Linked DNA regions of Homo sapiens: region 1 is linked to region 2. A link is a contact called in ENCODE Hi-C or POLR2A ChIA-PET data. All regions are on one chromosome and are shown on one strand. Each heading gives the region's core, a stretch centred on a gene start or an enhancer-like site at or near the end of the contact. The rest is flanking DNA. Distances are from core to core; before and after follow the strand shown. Region 1 has its middle 110 kb from the start of LINC00520. Region 2 holds the start of CGRRF1 (cell growth regulator with ring finger domain 1).

Evidence for each region. Hi-C counts contacts between places; a loop is a spot of excess contacts on that map. ChIA-PET counts read pairs that join two places held with the same protein, here RNA polymerase II (POLR2A).
Region 1: a map of endothelial cell of umbilical vein shows a loop between it and region 2 (9-fold over the local background). The contact joins the enhancer-like site here to the promoter of CGRRF1 in region 2. A Hi-C loop is called at or near these places in 1 of 168 maps with a recorded cell type or tissue (endothelial cell of umbilical vein). POLR2A ChIA-PET finds 5 or more read pairs at or near these places in 1 of 52 experiments (WTC11).

What each region holds. Positions count from the first base shown.
Region 1 is chr14:55,688,406-55,693,505 of GRCh38, forward strand. No RefSeq gene overlaps it. Among named protein-coding and RNA genes, the nearest start is that of LINC00520, 110 kb to the right of the region's middle. Within about 2 kb of position 2,111, at least 3 of the 41 ENCODE cell types and tissues checked have a DNase peak (open chromatin) inside an H3K27ac peak, as active enhancers do; they include endothelial cell of umbilical vein, where a contact is called at or near this core.
Region 2 is chr14:54,506,433-54,511,155 of GRCh38, forward strand. It overlaps CGRRF1 (cell growth regulator with ring finger domain 1), which reads left to right and starts at 3,474. Exons shown (of 6, transcript NM_006568.3): 1 at 3,474-3,631. The coding sequence starts at 3,528. RefSeq lists silencers at 3,135-3,564, 3,364-3,549 and an enhancer at 3,725-3,954.

The DNA of each region.
Region 1 (5,100 bases), core at 861-3,360, 1.2 Mb after region 2:
CTCCAGCCTAGGCAACAAGAGAGAAACTCCATCTCAAAAAAAAAAAAAAAAAAAAAAAAGGGCAAGACAAACCAATGGATTTTAATGTAACAGTGCAAAAAGTTCATTGATATCATTTCAGACTCCATATTGTGGTTAATCTTTAATAAATTACCACTTGAGTTTGGCTGTAGCATTAAAGAACATCCACAGTTGTCTGAAATGGCTGCCTTTTTTCCAAGGATATGTCTGTGTGAGGCCAGATTTTTTTCATATACTTCAACTAAAACAACATATCACAACAGATTGAATTCAGAAGCAGTTGCCTTCTATTAGGCCAGGAATTAAAGAGATTTACAAGGCCGGGTGCAGTGGCTCATGACTCATTACAGCACTATGGAAGGCCGGAGTGGGAGGATCCCTTGAGGAGGCCAGGAGTTCAAGAGCAGCCTAGGCAACATAGGGAGACCCCTTCCCTACAAAAAAGATTTGCAAATATGTAAAGTCATGCCACTCTTCTCATTATATCTTTTGAGTTTTGGAAAATGAAGTTATAGTTCATGAAAATATGTTCATTATATTGTTATTTTAAATTAGTAAACTTCCAATTTTCTTGGTTTTAATTTCTAGTACGTTGAATATTGATAGAAATAAGATTTTAAGTCTAAAGCAGTTCTGAGATCAAAAACGAGTCACTGGTCTGGCATGTTGGTTTATTTTTCCAACAGTTTTAAATTATATTGGACAACTTAGCACATGTTTTATGTATTTTGTTTTATATTCAATTCATTTATGTTTTTATACTTTTTTTATTTTCTTTGCCAACTTACCTGTAAATTTTAATTCATTTATTTTCAGTTCCTGTTTTCTAATAATTTAGGCTATACATTTTCCTCTGGACTTCTTTACCTGCACCTCAGATTTTGATATATAGGTATTTTGTTAGTCTTCCAGTTTTTAATTTTTTTAAATTGTGAATATTTCAAACATATAGAAAAGCATAGAAAATAAGAGAAAAAGTCTGTGTTCCTCCACCTTCTGTTCGCTTGAATTTTTTAAATAAAAGAAAACATTAGCTACAGTTGAAACATCTTGTATAACCCCCATCAAATTTCCCTGCATTTTCAGAGGTAGCCACTGCACTGAAGCTGAGATTTATCATTTAATTTCATGTTATTATCAATACCATAGGTAGGTATCCATAACTAATGTAATACTATTTTGCATGTTTTCAAAATTTATACAAATCATTCTGCCATTTGCGTTATTCATTCAATATTAACTTTAAAATTTATTCATTTTGAACTAAGAATATGCCACAATTTATACATTCCCACTTTCAGCTGGGCTTTCTTTAAGCTTTTTTATTTTTTTTGGAGTGTGTTATATATTTTTCACATGTGTAGATTTTTAAAGGATCCTTTTCTAATATTGCATTTTTGTCAGTGAATATGACCTATATGACACCAATTTCCTGAATTTGTGGAGAGTTCAGAAAGAAATTATAAACCAAAAAAGAAATTTATTTAGTCTTGGTTTAGAATAAGAATGTGTCAACAAGAATGTGAAGCTTTGGCAGGAAATGATTTCATTATCTGAAAGTTTGAGTTTTCAGGTTACTATACCAGACTGGTTGTTACCCTCTTCAGTTAAAAAATAAGAGGGAGTTGGGGAATATTTATTTTCCAGTGACCTCAGAACATAGGAAACAGAATCAAACAGGTGGGGAAAGGTCTTATTTAGATTTGCATTTCTGCGTTGTCTCTTGCTTTTGCTATGAAGAATCTAGCAGTTACGAGTTTATGAGTCAATAGCAGGTTCTTCCTGAGCTATTCAATACAGAGTTCTTGGGATTTCATCCAGTGCCAAACACAAAGTTCCTATTTAGTGAATGCAGTATTCATTTCAAAATATATAAAATATGTTACTGTTGAGTTAATCCACAGACTATAGTTACAGGAAATGGAAATTTGCTTACTTATGTTGATGAATTGTGTTGGTAAGTTCCATTGCCACCTAAATTGTGCAGGCTTATCAAACCTCTGCATCTAGTTTTTCTCCTTGCTAGCTATGTAAATAAAATTAAAATGTGACCGTGTTAGTCATTTCTTGCATTGCTAAAAAGAAATACCCATGGCAGGGTAATGTATAAGGAAAAGCTTAATTGGCTCATGGTTCTGCAGGCTGTACAGAAAGCAGGGTGCTGGCATCTGCTTCTGATGAGACTTCAGGAAGCCTGTAATCATGGCAGAAAGCAAAGGGGGAGCCGGAGTATTGCATGGCAAGCAGGAGCAAGAGAGAAGGGGAAGGGACTGTGCACTTTTAACAACCAGATCTCGTGTCAACTAACTGAGCAAGAACTCACTCATCATGCTAACTAAGCAAATCATGAGGGATCTGCCCCAGTGATCTGAATACCTCCTGCTAGGTAATGTAATCCCTCCACTGGGGATTACATTTCAACATGGATTTGGAGGGGACAAACATCCAAACTGTATCAGTGACTAGCAAATTCTAACCCAAATGCAATAATTGTTAGAGTTTTCTCTAACAATTCCTTTGTTGCCAATTATATAGTCAATATCTGTAAATGTTCCAAACTATTGAAAGTATGCTTTATACTTGTTAAAATCAAATTTATTAATTGATAACATTCTCAGTTCCCAAACTGTGTTTCTGGTTCAGTGGGTGTGGGTTAGGGTTCAAGAATTTGCATTTCAAACAAATTCCCGGCAGCTAATGCTGCTGGTTTGGGGAACACACTGAAAGTCATGCATATGGTTTTCAATTTGCCTTTCTTCTTTTGCAATTTCTTCACAGTTTCTTATTAAATGAGTGTTCTTGTTTTCAAGGTTTTAAAATATTTACTAAGTATTTTTATACCACTTCTATAAATTCTACAAATTTGGAGAGGAACAGAGACTGCAACATGTGTTTGGCTCCAGTTGGTGGTTCTCTTGGTGTTTCTTGATATTTTCTCATCATGTCACACAGAGAATATTTTTTTCAGAAATAAGTCAAATTGAAGCTTTTTTCCTCTTCAGTGAATTTCTTTGTTATCCACCCTGACAAAGTCTGAATATGCATGAATGCTGTTCTCCAATTGACCAATATTATGATTTTTATCCCCTCGAAGAAGGAATTGCTTGGAATAATGTAAGATGAGACAAGTGTAAGTTTTTCCCACTTTTGGTAACAAGGACAGGGTGGTTTACTCACCTAATACTATGAGGACAATATAGGAACCCAGGTATAAAAGTTTTTATGGAATCTTAGCCCTAATGTTCTGTTAGGTAACAGTCTCTATAGACTTAGTCTTCTGTTAGAACAGATAAATATGTCCAGTCAGATGAAACAGGTTTTTTTCCTGACAACTAATCCTGGTAACTTTCTGCCTGTATCTGGACACCTATTTTGAATAAACTAGCTTGCATTTCCTACCCACATTTGCATGGAGAATACAGAACTTTTGCATATGTGCTGAGCACCTGGTTTTAATATCATGAGTAGCTTTAACACATAATTGCCCCAGTTTCTGTTCACTCTCACAATGATCTAGGAGTTAACTTTACAATTTTTAACTGGATTGTGGCTGATGCCTCTATAAAGCAGTTAGCATGTATTATTAGTAATAATTACAACAACAAAATAATGGCAGTTATAATAATTGCAAACATTTATTGAGTGCTGTTTTCCAGGTACCATGCTTAGTGTTTTAAATCCATGTTTCATTTTGCTACTGGTACGTTGGAAAGTTATCTAGAAAGTTGTATTGTTGTAGGAGTTTATTCTTTGGAGTCTTTATAGAGCTTTACAGTGCCTAAGTTGAATATTTGGTAATAACTGTTTCTTAAAATTACTTTTATTTATTATTGATTTGATTGAGAATGACAGTTGTAAAATACCTGTGAGGTATAAATAATAAGAATGCAATGAGCACTTGGTTACCTGCTATCCTATTTAAAAGAGATAATGTTACCGTTACTTTGAGTTTCCTTGGATATCCTTTCCCAATCCCATCCAACTCTGACCACTCACAGATATAATCACAATTCCAAATTCGTGTATGTTACTCCTTTGTTTTTTGTAAGTAGTGTTTTTGTATAGGTTTACACATCCAATAGTACATTATTTAGTTTTATATGCTTTTGACCTTTACTAAGATGGATGATTAATGTCTTCTGTGATGTGCCTTTTTTGCTCAACATTATTTTATGAGAGTCATAAATATGGTTGCATATAGCTTGAGTTTCTCCTTCTTTTCCCTTTCTCTGTCCCCTCTCTTTTTTCCTCTTCCCCCTTCATCTTCCTATATAATGTTTAATTGAGGGAATATACCAAAATGTCCTTATCCATCTGTTCTAAATGGACAGTAACAGGGTCCATTTTTTAGAATATGAGCTATTGTGAATAATGGTACTATGTATATTCTGGTACGTATGTTCCTGTGTCTGAGGATAGGAGCTTTTCTAGGGCATATACCTAGGGATGGAACTTTGGCTTATGGAATATATTTTTACTAGGAACCACAAGCCTGTTTTCTATAGTGGTGGTTTTAATTTACATTTCCATAAAAAGTATGTGGGAGTTTCTATTGCTCTATAACTTCACAACACTTGGTATTATTCTACAAATCATTTTTCTTTTGCCAATATAGTGGGAGTTAACTGAGATCTCATGGGTTGTTTTTAAACCGTTTTATTAAAATATAATAGATGTAGAATAAATCACACATGTGTACAGTTGGATAAATTTTGCAATATGAACCACAATCAAGATAATGAATTATAAACATTACTCACAAAAGATTTCTTGTGTACCTTTGTAACTTGTCTTCTCCCCCACTTTCCTGTCTCCAAGCAACTCCTGATAATGCTTTCTCTCTATGGTAATATGCATTTTCTAGAATCATACAGTAGGTACTTATTTTTTGTCTGACATCTTTCACTCAGCATAATAAGAATCAATAGTCCCTTTTATTTCTGAGTACATGGCATTGTATGTATATACTACAATTGATTTATTCATTTATAGATGAATGTTTGTATTTTTCTAGTTTTTGCCTATTATAAATAAAGCTGCTATCAACATGTATATACAAGACTTGTACATAAGTGTTTT
Region 2 (4,723 bases), core at 2,224-4,723:
CGCCTGTAATCCCAGCACTTTGGGAGGCCAAGGCGGGCAGATCACTGAGGTCAGTAGTTTAAGACTAGCCTGGTCAATGTGGTGAAACCCCGTTTCTACTAAAAATACAAAAATTAGCCAGGCATGATGGCGGGTGCCTGTAGTCCCAGCTACTCGGGAGGCTGAGGCAGGAGAATCTCTTGAACCCAGAAGGTGGAGGTTGCAGTGAGCCAAGATTGCTCCACTGCACGCCAGCCTGGGCGACAGAATGAGACTCTGTCTCCAAAAAAAAAAAAAAAAAAAAATTAAAAAACAAATAGGTGGGGTACTGGAGAAACTGAAGAGATCGGAGCTGGTAGTCCACTTTCCCTCTAGGAAAGGAGGAGAGGCCTTACATTTGGCTTGCTTCACACCACCTTCACCATGGTGCTAGAGCAATGGCATTCAGTGGCAGAGGTAGCCTGATTGGGCATCCTGAGATAACTGCTGCTTCTCAGTAGCCTGCATGTGACATATGTGAGAATCTACATGTTTACATATTGCCCCAGTAAGTAACATTGGAGATGGTAAGCAGTCTGGTGAGCTAGTGGAGCTAAGGAGCCATAGCTTATGAGGGTTTTACAACCAGAGGTAAATGGCTGGAACCCTGGATCTCCGCAGTGAGGGCTGGCCTGGTACCACAAAAAGCCAGATGAAACCCGCTTCCCCTTAGTGAGGACCTACAGGTGTCATGCAGAGCTGAGGTCTCATTTTCCTGACCTCCACCATCAGGTCATATGAACACCTTGTACAATCAGATACTGTCTTGGGAAGAATCAAGAGAAGAGAGAGGAGAGACTAAACATTTTCCTAAAGGAGACCAGCTTCCTAAAAGGTGCAATTAAACTTGAAGAGTCTAAGATACTTTTTTTTTTTTTTTTTTTTTGCCGGAATCTTATTCTGTCGCCCAGGCTGGAGTGCAGTGACACAATTTCAGCCCACTGCAACCTCCACCTCCCGGGTTCAAGCAATTCTCCTGCCTCAGCCTCCTGAGTAGCTGGGATTACAGGTGCCCGCCATCATGCTGGGCTAATTTTTGTATTTTTAGTAGAGATGGGGTTTTGCCATGTTGGCCAGGCTGGTCTCAAACTCCTGACCTCAGTTATCTGCCCACCTCAGCCTCTCAAAGTGCTGGGATTACAGACGTGAGCCACCATGCCCGGCCTAAGATACTTTTTATTGATAAATTTAAGCTCACATTGTCTTCTCTTTTTACCCCGTCTAATAGTAGGGTGGGGCTTCTTTCTTTTTCTTCTTTTTTGAGACAGGTTCTTGCTTTGCTTTTTTTTTTTTTTTTTTTGAGACAGCGTCTTGCTGTGTCACCCAGGCTGGAGTGTAGCGGCACAATCGTGGCTCACTGCAGCCTCAACCTCCCTTGCTCAAGCAATCCTTCTGCCTCGCCCAGTTAATTTTTTAATTTTTTGTAGAGACAGGGTCCCACTATGTCGCTGACGCTGGTCTCAATTCCTGGGCTCAAGCCATCTCCCTGCCTTGGTCTCCCAAAGTGCTGGCCTTGGTCTTCCAAAGTGCTGGCATTACAGGCATGAGCCACCATGCTGGGTCTAGGGTGGGGTTTCAAGCTAAACTAGATCAGTTATAGATAATAAAGAACAGTCATTCTTCCTGTTCATCTGAGAGTCAAACTTTTTTTTAAAAAACTCTAATATAGATACTTTGTGCTTCCAAGTAATCTCATGGAGAAAAGCTTATTTCATTTATTTATTAATTCAGTAATATGACTACCCGACATATACTAGGTACCGGTGGCACAAACATCAATTATGTGTCATTCCTGTGCTCAGAGAGCTGGGTTCCTAGCAGGCTAAATACACTAGTGAGCAGGTGCTCACACCAGAAATAAGAGGGCTCCCATACAGTTACATACTGGGTGCTTTGGGAGAGGCATCTCCCCAAGGGTTTGGAAGCATCCAGGAAGGCTTGCTGGAGAAGGGAGCCTTTCAGATTGGCCAATATTTTTGTTAAGTGACAATATCAAATGATGGCAAAACTGTGGATGAAAAACTGGGAATACAAATTGGTACATTTCTGGAGAGCAGTGTTTTTACAAAATCTTTAAAATGTACATTTTTTAAAACCATAGTTCCACCTCTAGTAATTTATCCTAAGGAAATACTTTAGCTGTAGGGATGTTCATTGCAGTGTTATTTATAGCAATGAAAAATTCTCCAACAGTTGAGGGCTGATTAAAGTATATATTTTCACAAATCAGATATATAGTAATTAAAAATTGTGTTGTAGAAGCAAGCTTCTCAAACAGTGCTGCTCCAGAGACTACGTGCTCATTTGCCAAGGAATATGTGAGGCCATAGGACAAACTTAGTTCATCTTTCTCAACACGAATTTTACTGGTGATTTAGGAGTGTGACAGAGGCTACTAGTTAACTATCCCAATGTCCATTCTCTTTCCTCCTCAGTAACAAAACTCTTGATTTGTACCAGGGTGTGTTGCTGCTCACGAATAATAAGACTACATATCCCCATTCTCTGATGTGGCTAGATGTGGCTTTAGGAGTAAATGCAAACCAACGAGGTGTCAATGAACTGTTATGAAAGACTTTCAGGGAGGCCACCTTGATGGAGCTGACTCACAGGGTTGAGACAAGGGAGTGACCATTTAGCTACTTTCAGTAATTTTTAAAAAGCTTCTGTGTGATTTAAAAAGTTTTTTAAAAATTATTCTTAAAGTGGAAACAAATACAGTTTCAAATGTTTGGCTAATTCTAATTTGAGGAGTACAAGAAGAGGAGAAAAGGAGGGGGATGTGGGAGGAAGCGGATGCTTTATTTCTAAGAGAATCTTGGATAAGCAATGCTGATTTTCCTCTATGATTAAGTCCAATCTGAAAAGGCTGACAAGTCTCGTATAAATTGCTTGTGGTAGAGACTCCTTTTTTTGTGTTTTCACTGTGCTTATGGTTATTTCATTTTGTAGAATCCAAGATGCCCGCCCTCCTCCTCCTCCTCCTCCACCCTCTCCCAAATTTGCCTAAGATATAATAGGCAGGGTTTCAGGATTTAGAAACGATGCACGTAGATTTCAGACTGCGCCTCTCTCTGACATCAGAAAACCTACATTGCCTAAGGCTGGCACAGAGTTGGCCCCAAAGTCTACTTAGAATTTGCCGGCGGAACAGCAATGACCACTGGGCCACAGCGCTTAAGACGCCCGCTGGGTACCAATCCTGGGAGTCGGGGGCGGTGCGAGTCGGGCCCCCCCCATCCCAGGTCTGCGTAGCCAATAGCTCGGGACGGGAGCGGGAGGGGCGTGGCGTGTCCGGCAGGGGGCGCCGTGATTGGCACGCCAGCTCCCGCTGTCCGCGAGGCTGCCCTAAAGTCTAGCTCATGAGAACCCCAGGCAAGTGCGGACCTACAAAGTTTGTCCGCTCCGGGGCACTGTAGTGGCTTTTACCCTGGCCGGGCGGGCGGGGCTCAGCCGGGCTGGGCTGGGCTCCGCGGCTGGAGCCGGGCTCTACCCAGAGCAAGACCCTGATGGCTGCGGTGTTTCTGGTAACGCTTTATGAATACTCGCCGCTTTTCTACATCGCGGTGGTCTTTACCTGCTTCATCGTGACCACCGGCCTGGTATTGGGATGGTAAGTGTCCCAGGGGTGAGAGACGAAGGGGCGGATACCGCCAGAGTGGGGTCGCGACGAGCAGCAGGGGGCACCGGAGCCGGAGGGCCGCGGGCCGGAGGACGTCGGGGATTCGGTGTCCCCGGGTGCCTAGAACTCCGACTTTCTCTGGGAGGAAAACAAGGTGGACGCTGCACCTGCGTCACTGCCCTGCATCACCGTTTGGTCCGTGTCGCTGGGGCATCTTGGGGTGGTACCGCATTGGGGTGTTTTACTCAGCTTTGTTTCTAGGCGATAAAGCAGCCAGGAAGGGCTTGGGCTTGGGCTTGGTGTTGGGAGAAAGTGCTTCTCTAGTAGGCTTCTGTCCCGGATTCGGGCCTACTGTGTGTCCTGGATGAGTTAGTCACCTGTGCTACAGTGCACAGACTGGACAGTAAGCGAGGTTAACAGTTGTGATTCTGACCTGAATGGAGCCCTTAGCCTCAGATCTTTCAGAGTAACTTGTAACTGAACTGTTACCGTTTGAGAATTTAATGGTTTCTGTATACATTCCACACCTTTTGAAGTAATATTTAGTCGATAGAATTGTAAAATCATAATTTTAGAGCTGGAAGAGACCTTAGAAATATGTAACACCGAGGGTAGGACAGTTGCCTATTGGAGACAAGGAGAATGGTCTGTTAGATAACCGCTGAGCAATTCTTCTAGCCTAGAGGTTCAATTTCTCTCTTGAGGAGATGCTATTGTATCATGTTTAGACAAGCCTTGTAAATAACGAGTTGAAACCGTGTAACTAGCCCACAACAGTTTTTCTAGGCTGCAGCCTCCAAAATCCCTTTGAGATGATAATAGTTACAAAAAGATCAAACAGCAGTTCTAAGTGGATAACAGCCATGGTCTGAAGAGGTCAGAGGGGACTCTGTTGAAGAGGGACATGAGCTGGATTTTGGAGAATGAGCATTTTGAAAAATAAATGGAGTTAAATGTATATAGTAGGGAAGAAAAAGCATCTCAGAGAAGACAGCATGAGCATAGGGGCAGAGAACATGTTAGTGAATAAAGAAGGCTACGTAAAACGAGTTTTAAAATAGCCTTTGGTCACATATATGTGAT